Regions from separate parts of the Homo sapiens genome. Here regions 1 and 3 are each linked to region 2. A link is a contact called in ENCODE Hi-C or POLR2A ChIA-PET data. All regions are on one chromosome and are shown on one strand. Each heading gives the region's core, a stretch centred on a gene start or an enhancer-like site at or near the end of the contact. The rest is flanking DNA. Distances are from core to core; before and after follow the strand shown. Region 1 holds the start of TP53INP2 (tumor protein p53 inducible nuclear protein 2). Region 2 holds the start of ACSS2 (acyl-CoA synthetase short chain family member 2). Region 3 overlaps TRPC4AP (transient receptor potential cation channel subfamily C member 4 associated protein).

Region 1 (3,543 bases), core at 274-2,773, 170 kb after region 2:
ACATTCCCAGTTCTGCTCCAGGGAGAACCATTCCCTTTAATAACTACAGCAGCTCTGCCCAGAATAGCATTTGTGCCCTAAGCCACCCCTACCCCCAGCCCATCCTTGAGCAAACTCCCAGCAGGAATGGAGTTCCTGGTTCAGCCTCTAGGCCCATCCACTTGTTAAGTCAGAAACTCTCCTTATCCTATCCCTTCTCCTATACTCTCTGTGGGCAGAGGTGACGAGGGAGCAGCAAAACACCTGCAATTGTCTGCACTAGGCCAGGTCAGGCCCTTCCTAGCTGACGACCTAGGAAGTTGGGAAGGTAAAGGGCCAATAGAGGGAACCCTCACCCCACCCTCCACCCCAACATCAGCCCTGGAGACACCCCGAGGCAGCCAATGACTCACCTCTCTGTGATCCAAACAGCTGGGAGGCAGCGATTTTATTGGACTCTAGGACTTCAAGGTACAGTGAGGACAGAAGGGGTCAGGACCACAAAAGGTGAACCAATCTCCAGAGATTCCCTGGAAAAGGGTCCAGGAGTAAGGACACCTAGGAGCCTATCAAACCGTGATAAGGCTGAGCCCAAGATCGGGTCCCCAGTGGAAGGAGGATGTGTATCTTACCACTTGTACTGAGCCCCTATTATGTCTTTGCCCCTGGCTAATAATCCATCTGTCACTCAGTGAGCATGACTCTAATTGGTTATGTGACCTCGAGAGAGCTAATCCTCCTCTCTGGGCCTGTTGCCCCTTCCATGCACTGGGGTCTAAGACCCTTCATTTTGGGTCTAGGAGTGACATCAGCTAAGGCGCTGCACACAAATCAGGGATTAGGAGGATGTTATTCTGTTAGTCCCTGGGGGCGGAGTCTGGAGCCGGAGGGAGGGGATCCCACCACCATCTGGTGCTGTCCCAACCACCTGGAGTCCCATGCAGCCCTGAACTCCTGACGACCCCCTCAACCTAGGCCCAGCAGCGCCGTCTGACTCCTTCTCAGGTTGCAAAGAGAAAGTAGGGGATCAGAGGCCTGACCCCAGCCCCTGGATAAGCCTAGGAAATCGCCGATCCCCCTGCAGCCCCCTTTGGATTGCAGCGTCTCACCCAGGGCCCAGCCCCGACACAGCGGCTACCGGGTCACGGGAGGACAAGCGACCCGAGCCTGTGGGGGCGGTACCGGCCTTGGTGACGTCTCAATGTCATATGCAAATAGAACGACGTCATGGTCTACCGGGCGTGCGGCAACCAATCGGGAGCCGGGAACGCGGCCCCGGCGGCCGCCGGCGGAGACAGACAAAGGCCCGGGCGCGGGGGGCGCAGGGCGTGTCCGTGGCAGGGGAGCCCCCAGGCCCACCCGGGTCGGGACTCACCTGGGGGCGGGAGGGGGGCGGCACGGCGTTGAGGTAGTTGTGCGGCGGGGCGTCCCAGGGTCGCCGGCCGCTCACAGGCCGGGCCGCATCGCCGGGACTCGCGGGGGAGGCGGCGGGGCCGCGGTCGCTCCGGGCTGCTGAGCTCGCCCGCGGGGCTTTGAGTCTGTGCGGCCGCTGCGGCGGGGCTCACGGCACAAATTGGAACGTTCAAACAGCTGATTGTGACGTCACAAAGGGGCCCGCCCGCCTCGCGTCACCGGCTGGCGGGGCGGCGGCCAATCCCGGGCTGCGGATCCCCCCCTGCCCCTCCCCTCCCCTCCCCTCCCGGTTTGCGGGCCGGGCGCTCGGGCCGGGAAACGTTCTCGGAACCGGGAGGGTGAGTGTTCGGGGAGGCAGCTGCGGGGAGCTGGGAGCCCTGCGCCGCGGCGAGCTCTCCGCGAGGAGGATCTCCACTCCCTCCTACCGGCTCCTTATTTTCCTGATTCTTCCCGGATCGCAGCGCCCTCACCTCTCCCACTGCTCCCCAAATCCTTTCACTGCATCCTATATCCAAGTCCCCCGATGCGGACCCTGTTCTCGACCCACACCACGTCCGTGCACCTGCATTCTCCCCACTGCCCTTATTCCTGCTCTCCCTCCCCCCTCTGGCTCACCTCCTCAGCCTTACACACTCTGCTTTCCCACCCCGTTTTTCCTCAGCTCGGCGGGCTTGAGAAAAGAGGGACATCCCCAACCCCCGGTTCCCGGGGAGCATCTGGGAATGTAGAGAAGTTAGTGAAGCTGACGTGAAATTTCGCAGAGTAGGACTTGGAGAGGAATTGCCCTGGGCTGAGTAAACATTGACCTGAGACGGCTCCGCGCTTGAACGTTTACATACCTTATTTAATCTATGTTGCTACCGGGGCTGTAAAGAAGTGGCAGGACAGGGACTGATTATGAGTCCTGATTTACACGTGGGAAAGCTGAGTCTCACAATCTCACTGTTAGCGTGTGAACTCATGTTCAACAATGCATTCAACATTTATTAGGCACCTACTATTGCACCACCATACCACTAGCTGACATGTATTGGCACACTTACTGTGTGCCACGACCTGTGCTATGGGTGTGTTTTTTTATCTTCACAACAACCCAAAAGGTAGATATTGTCCCGTTTAACAGTTGAGGAAACAGACTCAGAGAGCTCAAGTGACTTTCTTAGGTCACAAAAGTACAGTCAATGGCAGAGCCAGGATTTGAACCCATAGCTCCCAGCCCTGACCCTCTCCATTCTCTACATGAACCAGATGGTCTAAACCTCAGGGCGCTTTAGCCTCCCCAGAGTCCTGGCTTTCAGTCCTGACTGTGCCCTAGACTTGCTGTGTGACCTCAAGTCATGTTACCTCTCTGGGTCTCAGTTTGTCAAACAAACATATCCAGGCTTCCCTCTAGAGCTGCCATTGTAAGATTCTTCCACACTCTCTGCCCTCAGGATTCCACCCACCCCACGCTCTAGGCCCCAGCTCTCCCAGTGGCCTGGGAGATGCCCGAGAAGAGACCACAAATACACATATCAGAATCTCCAGGGCCAGAGGTTCTAGGTCAGCAGAGCAGGGCTGGTGGGGGAGGGTCCGAGAACTGCCCACCTAGCCCAAAAGGAGGCCGGAGGTGACCTAGGCCAGAGGTTAATGATCTAGTGATAAAACTTTTTTTTTTTTTTTGAGACGGAGTCTCGCTCTTGTTGCCCAGGCTGCAGTGCAGTGGCACGATCTCGGCTCACTGCAAGCTCCGCCTTCCGGGTTCACGCCATTCTCCTGCCTCAGCCTCCCGAGTAGCTGGGACTACAGGCGCCCGCTACCACGCCCGGCTAATTTTTTGTATTTTTTGTATTTTTGTATGTTTAGTGTTAGCCAGGATGGTCTCGGTCTCCTGACCTTGTGATCTGCCTGCCTCGGCCTCCCAAAGTGCTGGGATTACAGGCGTGAGCCACCGTGCCCGGCACTCTAGTGATAAAACTCTATCCCAGCCTCATCTGAAACCCCCAAGGGACTCCTTAACCCTAGCGACAGGGGAAGAAGCCAGAAAAAAATAACCCAAGGCTGAGGGGTGGAGAGGGGAGTGGCATTGTGGCCCTTGGAGTGTTATACCCAAAGTGTCCTCATTCCATGCAACTCTGAGCCTCTGCCCATCACAGCCACTTCCTGCTAACC
Region 2 (3,429 bases), core at 853-3,352:
AAATTCTGTATTTGATGGAATTTGGTGAAATGCATTCTGTGGGGTCATGGAAGAGGAATAGCATTGCTATTAGGATATGGATTCTGCAGTCAAACTGTCTTGGTTCAAATCCCAACTCCACCACTTTACACTTGATTGAATCCTGTCTTGCATTACTTGGTAATTGCTTGATTTATATTGTATCAGACTAACTACTATTTATTGAATGTGTACTGTGCATCAGGCATGTTATAGCGCATACTTATTACACACTTTAGACCTCATACAAACCCATTAGGCAAGTATTACTAGACCTATCTTATAGATGGAAGAAAAGGAATCTCAGACAGGCTTAAAAATTTGCCTAAGACCCCACAGTAAATGAACAGCAGAGCCAGGGTCTAAATCTAGATTTTTCTGGATTTGATTCGTGGCCCATGTTTGTCCCACAACCAAACATCATGCTGCCTCCCAATGGGGGTGCAATTTTGACTCCTTGGCTAGGCGCAGTAGCTCATGCACATGTAATCACAGCACTTTGGGAGGCCAAGTAAGGAGGAAAGCCTGAGGCCAGGAGTTCAAGACCAGCCTGGGCAACATGGCAAAACCTCGTCTCTCCAAAAAATACAAAAAAGTAGCTGGGTGTCATGGCGTCCGCCTGTAGTCCCAGCTACCCAGGAGGCTGAAGCGGAAAGATCGCATGAGCCCAGGAGATGCAGGCTATAGTGAGCCTAGAACGGGCCACTGCACTCCAGCATGGGTGACAGAGCAACACCTTGTCTCAAAACAAACTATCTATCTATCTATCTATCTATCTATCTATCTGTCTATCTATCTGTCCTTTACCCAGACTGAGGGCAAGGGTAGGGGGATTTTCCTTATACCTTTTTTTTTTTTTTTTTTTTTTTTTTTTTTTGAGACAAAGTCTTGCTCTGTCGCCCAGGCTGGAGTGCAGTGGTGCTATCGTGGCTCACTGCAACCTCTGCCTCCTGGGTTCAAGCAATTCTCCTGTCTCAGCCTCTCGAGTAGCTGGGATTACAGGTGCCCGCCACCACACCCGGCTAATTTTTGTATTTTTAGTGGAGACGGGGGTTTCACCATGTTGGCCAGGCTGGTCTCGAACTCCTGACCTCAAGTGATCCGCCCGCCTCGGCCTCCCAAAGTGCTGGGATTACAGGCGTGAGCCACTGCTCCTGGCCGATTTTCCTCATACATTTTAACAGACATGGAACCATCTATCAGAACTTCTGAACTATTACTAATACAATCCCAGCCCAAGTTAAAAAAATAAATAAAACAACTTGACATCGTAGTAACTCGTTCAGTCTTATACCGCGTAATTTCCATTAGGATGTCCGATATACTAAAAATAGATCGGGGACTCCATTACTAATCTGAGGACCCCAAGATGGGAACCAGACCCGTTATTGCCCTCAACAGTTCACAGGTTAAGGGTCTCAGGAGGCAGTGGCTGAGCTGGTGTGAAAGGGAAGCAAAGAAAGTTCTATTCGTGGCCCTCCTCCCTTCAAGGCTCCCGTCGCCCCTTAGAGACCCTCTTTTCGCCTCAGGAACTCCCCTTCTCTTCCCATGAAACTTTCACTCTCTTGGCCGACCTCCCCGTCCCAATCTCAAGGAACCTCACTTCTTCCCTCACGGAATCCCGCGTCTCCTCGCAAAAACCCGCATCTCCACCACGGACCCTCCAAGTCTGCAGGGAACTCCCCAGCTCCCATGGAACCCTCGTCTCCTCCCGGAATCCCTTTTCCATTTTCAAAGAACCGCAATTCTTCCTTCACAGAACCTCCATCTCCTCACCCACCCCTCAGCTTCCCAAGGGAGCCCCCGACTCCCCCAGGGAGCCCCCACTCTTCTCCTCACTGACACCCCAGGCCCGCCCGGGCCGGGCCTCACCCCGCGGCTCCTCCACGGAGCGCCGGTGCAGCTCGCGGTAGCGCTGCAGCGAGGGGACGTGCGCGGAGCGGCTGACCTCGGGCGGCGGAGACCAACTCCGCGCCCGGCCTCCGGCTCCAGCTTCCTCCTGGCCCCGGCTCCCGCTGCCGCTCCGGACCCGCTCCTCAGGAAGCCCCATCACGTCAAGTTCCTAGAACCGCGGCCGCCTTTGCGGTCGCGGCGGGTGCCGGGACTGAGAAAACAGGCCGAACTAGAGGCGGGGCCTCCGTAGAGGGGCGGGGCCTGGTGAGTGGGGGAGTGGCTTAGTCTGGCGGGTGGGCGGTGCCAGAGGGGGCGGGGCCGTGTCTGGTTGGGGAGGGATCGAGGTTGGCAAGGACAGAAATACTATAAGGAAAAGTCGAGGGATAGGGGTGGAGCTGACTTGCCGGAAGGAGTGACGCCGTCGAGTGAAAGCAGAAGGGGCGGGGCCGGGTGTGACAAGGGAGAGGGTGGAACCGTGGAGTGCCAAGGGAGGGGCGGGGCCAGGCGGGACAGGAGAGGAGGTGGGCCCATGGAGTGATGGGGAGTAACCCGGCTGGTTGTGACAGGAGAGGAGGCAGAGCCATGGAGTGACCAGAGTGGGGTGGGGTCTTGGAGTGACAGATAAGGGGTTGGGTTAAGGCAAGGATCGAAAGGGAAAGGGATGGACTAAGGAGAGGAGTTGAGTAAGGTCCATCGCGGAGCCGCCCCGTGATCTGATTGCACAGTCCTGACTATCACCAGTTCCTTCCAGGTGACACCCTTCCCTCCAGGTCCCCCCTCTCTGAGCCACACCCACATTCTCGTCCTCCGGAAAAACTTCTCCCATGACCTTGAGGGCATGCTCTGGCGACAGCACCTCCTCTCTGCTCACCCTGGAACCAGCTCAGATTTTCTCCCTCTTATGAGGACATGTCTTCAATCTCCTTGCCTTCACAAATCTCCATCCAGATCTAAAGTACAAGACTCAATAAGTGAAGACTAGGAGACACCTTCAGGTTTTTTGTAATAAGCCCACCTCCTAATTGCACAAATGGCAAACCCAGGAAAGGGAAGGAACTGGTGCACAGTCAGAGAGCAAATAACGACCAAGTTAGGGCCAAAGCTAGGTTCTTTGACTCCAGATTTGGTTTTACTTCCTCGTCAGGCTTGAAGCTAAGGCTTGTAAAATATCAAAGTCTGTGCAAATAGGAAAAATCATTCACATTCTCTTTTTTTGTTGTTGTTTTTGTTTTGAGATGGAGTCTCTCGCTCTGTCGCCCAGGCTGGAGTGCAATGGCACAATCTCGGCTGACTGCAACCTCTGCCTCCTGGATTCAAGCAATTCTCCTGCCTCAGCCTCCCGAGTAGCTGGAATTACAGGTGCACACCACCACACCCAGCTAATTTTTGTATTTTTAGTAGAGATGGGATTTCACCATGTTGTCCAGGCTGGTCTTGAACTCCTGACCTCAGGTGATCTGCCCGCCTTGGGCTCCCAAAGTGCTAGGATTACAGGCGTGAGCCACCACACCTGGCCCA
Region 3 (3,315 bases), core at 20-2,519, 190 kb before region 2:
TGGGGTGGGGGGAGGGGGGAGGGATAGCATTAGGAGATATACCTAATATAAATGACGAGTTAATGGGTACAGCGCACCAACATGGCACATGTATACATATGTAACAAACCTGCATGTTGTGCACAAGTACCCTAGAACTTAAAGTATAATAAAATAAAAAACAGCAAAAATAAATAAATAAAAACCATGTAAGTTATATTGAACGTAATGAAACTGAATGACAGTGTTCTTCAGAGGTGAAGTTTTGATTATTATATCACATAGTAAGTTATTTTAAAATGTAATAGAAACTAATTAAACTTAGTCTTTACGTTTAAGAAGAGACATTTTCATATTTTGAATCTCACAGTCTGATAGAAATAATTATAGCTTCTTAAACTTGTTTAAAAATGCTTTTCAAAGAGTTGCACATTATTTGCTTCTTGCAAAATCTCAGGAGATTGAGGTGAAGTTAAAGGGGAGGGAAATTAATATTTGTATATCTTTGCTATGTGATCATCATTTCTTTATTCATTAAGTAAGTACTTATTTGAAACTTACTATGTTTTAGGTTTTCTTGTAAGATTTTTTTTCCTCTTAGCTTTGTTCCATATGAACAAAGGATTCTGTGGCCGTCAGTTTGAGAACTACTACCCTATGTGTGCTGTATCAAATACTCTGTCTTGGAATCTGTGGGGAATACAAAGTGGGATCTGTTTGTGTTGTCCTCAAGGAACGTTTAGTCTAGGGAAGAAATAACATAGGTTTGGCCGGGCGCAGTGACTCACGCCTGTAATCCCAGCACTCTGGGAGGCCGAGGCGGGTGGATCACAAGGTTAGGAGATGGAGACCACGGTGAAACCCCGTCTCTACTGAAAATACAAAAAATTAGCCGGGCGCAGTGGCGGGCGCCTGTAGTCCCAGCTACTCGGGAGGCTGAGGCAGGAGAATGGCGTGAACCCGGGAGGCAGAGCTTGCAGTGAGCCGAGATCGCGCCACTGCACTCCAGCCTGGGTGGCAGAGCGAGACTCCCTCTCAAAAAAAAAAAAAGAAATGGTTTGTAAATAGGTGCAAAGTAAAAGTGCTAAATGTTACAAATGAGTTGTAGATTGTTTTGGGGGTCTGAAGAGCATGCTTCTGGTTGGGGGAAATCAAGAAGACTTCCTGCAGGAGATTATATTTGAGCAGTGACTTGGTTATTGCTACAGAACTAGTCACCCCGAAACCTAGCAGCCGGAAGTAACAAGAATCATTTATCTGTCAACAATTCTTGGTTGACTGAGTGGCTCCTCTGCTTCATGTGCTGTTGGGTAGGGTGGTACTGAGATATCTGGAATGTCCAAAATGGTCTCTCTCACATCCCTGGCAGGTTGGTGCTGGCTGTCAGCTGGAGATCAACTAAGGATGTTGCTCTTGGCCTCATTTCTTCTCCTTATGGCCTCCCCATTGGCTGTGTTCTCACAGCATGATGTTTGGGTTCCAGGATGGCAAGAGCGAAGTCTGTCAGGCTTTTTATTTTTTTTTAATGACAGAGTCTCCCTCTGTTGCCGAGGCTGGAGTGCAGTGGCTCTATGTTGGCTCACTGCAACGTCTGCCTCCGTGGCTCAAGTGCTTCTTGTACTTCAAATTCCTGAGTAGCTGGGATTACAGGTGTGTAGCACCACATCCGGCTAATTTTTGTACTTTTAGTAGAGATGGGGTTTTGCCATGTTGGCCAGGCTGGTCTCAAACTCCTGGCCTCAAGTAATCCGCCCACCTTAGCCTCCCAAAGTGCTGGGATTACAGGTGTGAGCCTGGCTTTCTTAAGGCTTGTGCTGGAAGTGGCCTAGTGTCACTTCTACCACATGCTGTTAGTTGAGGTGTGTCATACCAGCCCAGATTTAGTGTGAGAAGGGGCTTTACAGGGGCCTGAATACTAGGAAGTGTGGTTCATTGGGGACTGTCTTTGTGTTCATGGGAACTCCAGTTGGGACTAAAGCTCAAACTGATGCTTTAGTGTCTGGTCTGTGTTGGTTACTAAAACAATGTATGTACTTTTTTTTAAAAAAACTAGGAAATTTCTCCTCTTCTCTCCATGGAGGCTATGGCATTTGTTACTGAAGAGAGGAAACTTACCCAAGAAACCACTTATCCAAATACTTACATTTTTGACTTGTTTGGAGGTGTTGATGTAAGTAGCTATTTATTATTACTACTGCTGTTACTACTGCTTAATGGTTTGGGAATTTAACTTTTGAAATGGGAGATAGGAAAGATTTCAGAATTTATAACATTTCAGATTTTAACTTTTAGAAGCTTAGCGGCATTTACATGTTGAAGCAGCATAGTTTTTACTTCAGAAGAATTCATTTATTTAAATTGGTGTATACCTTTTTAAAAAAATACTAAGTGAAAAGTACATCTCTAAATTTCCCAGTGTCCCCTCCTCAGAACCAGTTGTGATTACTAGTTTCTTGTGTGTCCTGCTTAAGATGTTTTGTTTTTTTTGTGTGTGTGTGTGTGTGTGTGTGTGTGTGTGTAAATATTCCCCACCACCTCCACCTTAGTTTATTTTCTCCGCACATAGAGTGATATACCATATACACGGCTACACTATTCTGTACCTTCTTTCTTCTTCTTTTTTTTTTTTTAATTAAAACAATTTTAGGCCGGGCGCAGTGGCTCACGCCTGTAATCCCAGCACTTTGGGAGGCCAAGGCAGGTGGATCGTGAGGTCAGGAGTTCGAGACCAACCTGTCCAAGATGGTGAAACCCTGTCTCTACTAAAAATACCAAAATTAGATGGGCACGGTGGCAGGCACTTGTAATCCCAGCTACTCAGGAGGCTGAGGCAGGAGAATTGCTTGAAGCCGGGAGGCAGAGGTTGCCGTGAGCCAAGATCATACCACTGCACTCTAGCCTGGGTGATGAGCTCTCAAAAAAAAATTAAATGGTTAGTGTTTCCTGGTGTGATTGTGCCATAATTTATTTACCCAGGCCCCAGTTGACTGGCATTTATAATTTTTCCACACCATTTCTCTTACAGACAAGGTTGCAGTAAAGATCTTTTACATATTTTTGTATACATGTGAGTATATACCTTTGGAACAAGAACGTATGTTTTTTATTGTTTATAAATCTGAAGTTTACCTACCTAAGAAGTTTTGTCAGTTTATATCCCCAGGAACAAAGTATGAGCGTCTGTTTACCCATACCATCACCAACATACTGTGTTTATGTGTGTATTTTTATAGACTTTGTTACTGAAGTATAACCTTCATACAGAAAAGTACACCAATAATTACCACAAAATACATTCACTTTTGCACTACCACCCAAATTAGGAAATAGAACATT

What was found. Hi-C counts contacts between places; a loop is a spot of excess contacts on that map. ChIA-PET counts read pairs that join two places held with the same protein, here RNA polymerase II (POLR2A). Pooled maps may share reads with other maps.
Region 1: a loop to region 2 is called in a map of ascending aorta, with 4 times the contacts of the local background. The contact joins the promoter of TP53INP2 here to the promoter of ACSS2 in region 2. A Hi-C loop is called at or near these places in 1 of 168 maps with a recorded cell type or tissue (ascending aorta) and 10 of 50 pooled maps. POLR2A ChIA-PET finds 5 or more read pairs at or near these places in 3 of 52 experiments (AG04450, GM12878 and activated T-cell).
Region 3: a pooled map shows a loop between it and region 2 (2.9-fold over the local background). The contact joins the enhancer-like site here to the promoter of ACSS2 in region 2. A Hi-C loop is called at or near these places in 2 of 168 maps with a recorded cell type or tissue (HCT116 and tibial artery) and 3 of 50 pooled maps. POLR2A ChIA-PET finds 5 or more read pairs at or near these places in 6 of 52 experiments (Caco-2, GM12878, HCT116 and 3 more).

The regions. Positions count from the first base shown.
Region 1 is chr20:34,702,324-34,705,866 of GRCh38, reverse strand. TP53INP2 (tumor protein p53 inducible nuclear protein 2) reads right to left here and starts at 1,523. Exons shown (of 5, transcript NM_021202.3): 1 at 1,355-1,523; 2 at 393-509. It overlaps LOC105372599 (a long non-coding RNA gene), which reads left to right and starts at 1,685. Exons shown (of 2, transcript XR_936690.3): 1 at 1,685-1,730; 2 at 2,054-2,208. RefSeq lists a silencer at 1,248-1,727.
Region 2 is chr20:34,875,285-34,878,713 of GRCh38, reverse strand. ACSS2 (acyl-CoA synthetase short chain family member 2) reads right to left here and starts at 2,102. Exons shown (of 18, transcript NM_018677.4): 1 at 1,891-2,102. The coding sequence starts at 2,068. RefSeq lists silencers at 1,814-2,243, 2,324-2,463 and enhancers at 2,734-2,783, 2,804-2,883.
Region 3 is chr20:35,068,130-35,071,444 of GRCh38, reverse strand. It overlaps TRPC4AP (transient receptor potential cation channel subfamily C member 4 associated protein), which reads left to right. Exons shown (of 19, transcript NM_015638.3): 3 at 2,033-2,149. Among named protein-coding and RNA genes, the nearest start is that of TRPC4AP, 23 kb to the left of the region's middle. RefSeq lists an enhancer at 938-1,107. Within about 2 kb of position 1,269, at least 3 of the 41 ENCODE cell types and tissues checked have a DNase peak (open chromatin) inside an H3K27ac peak, as active enhancers do; they include GM12878, where a contact is called at or near this core.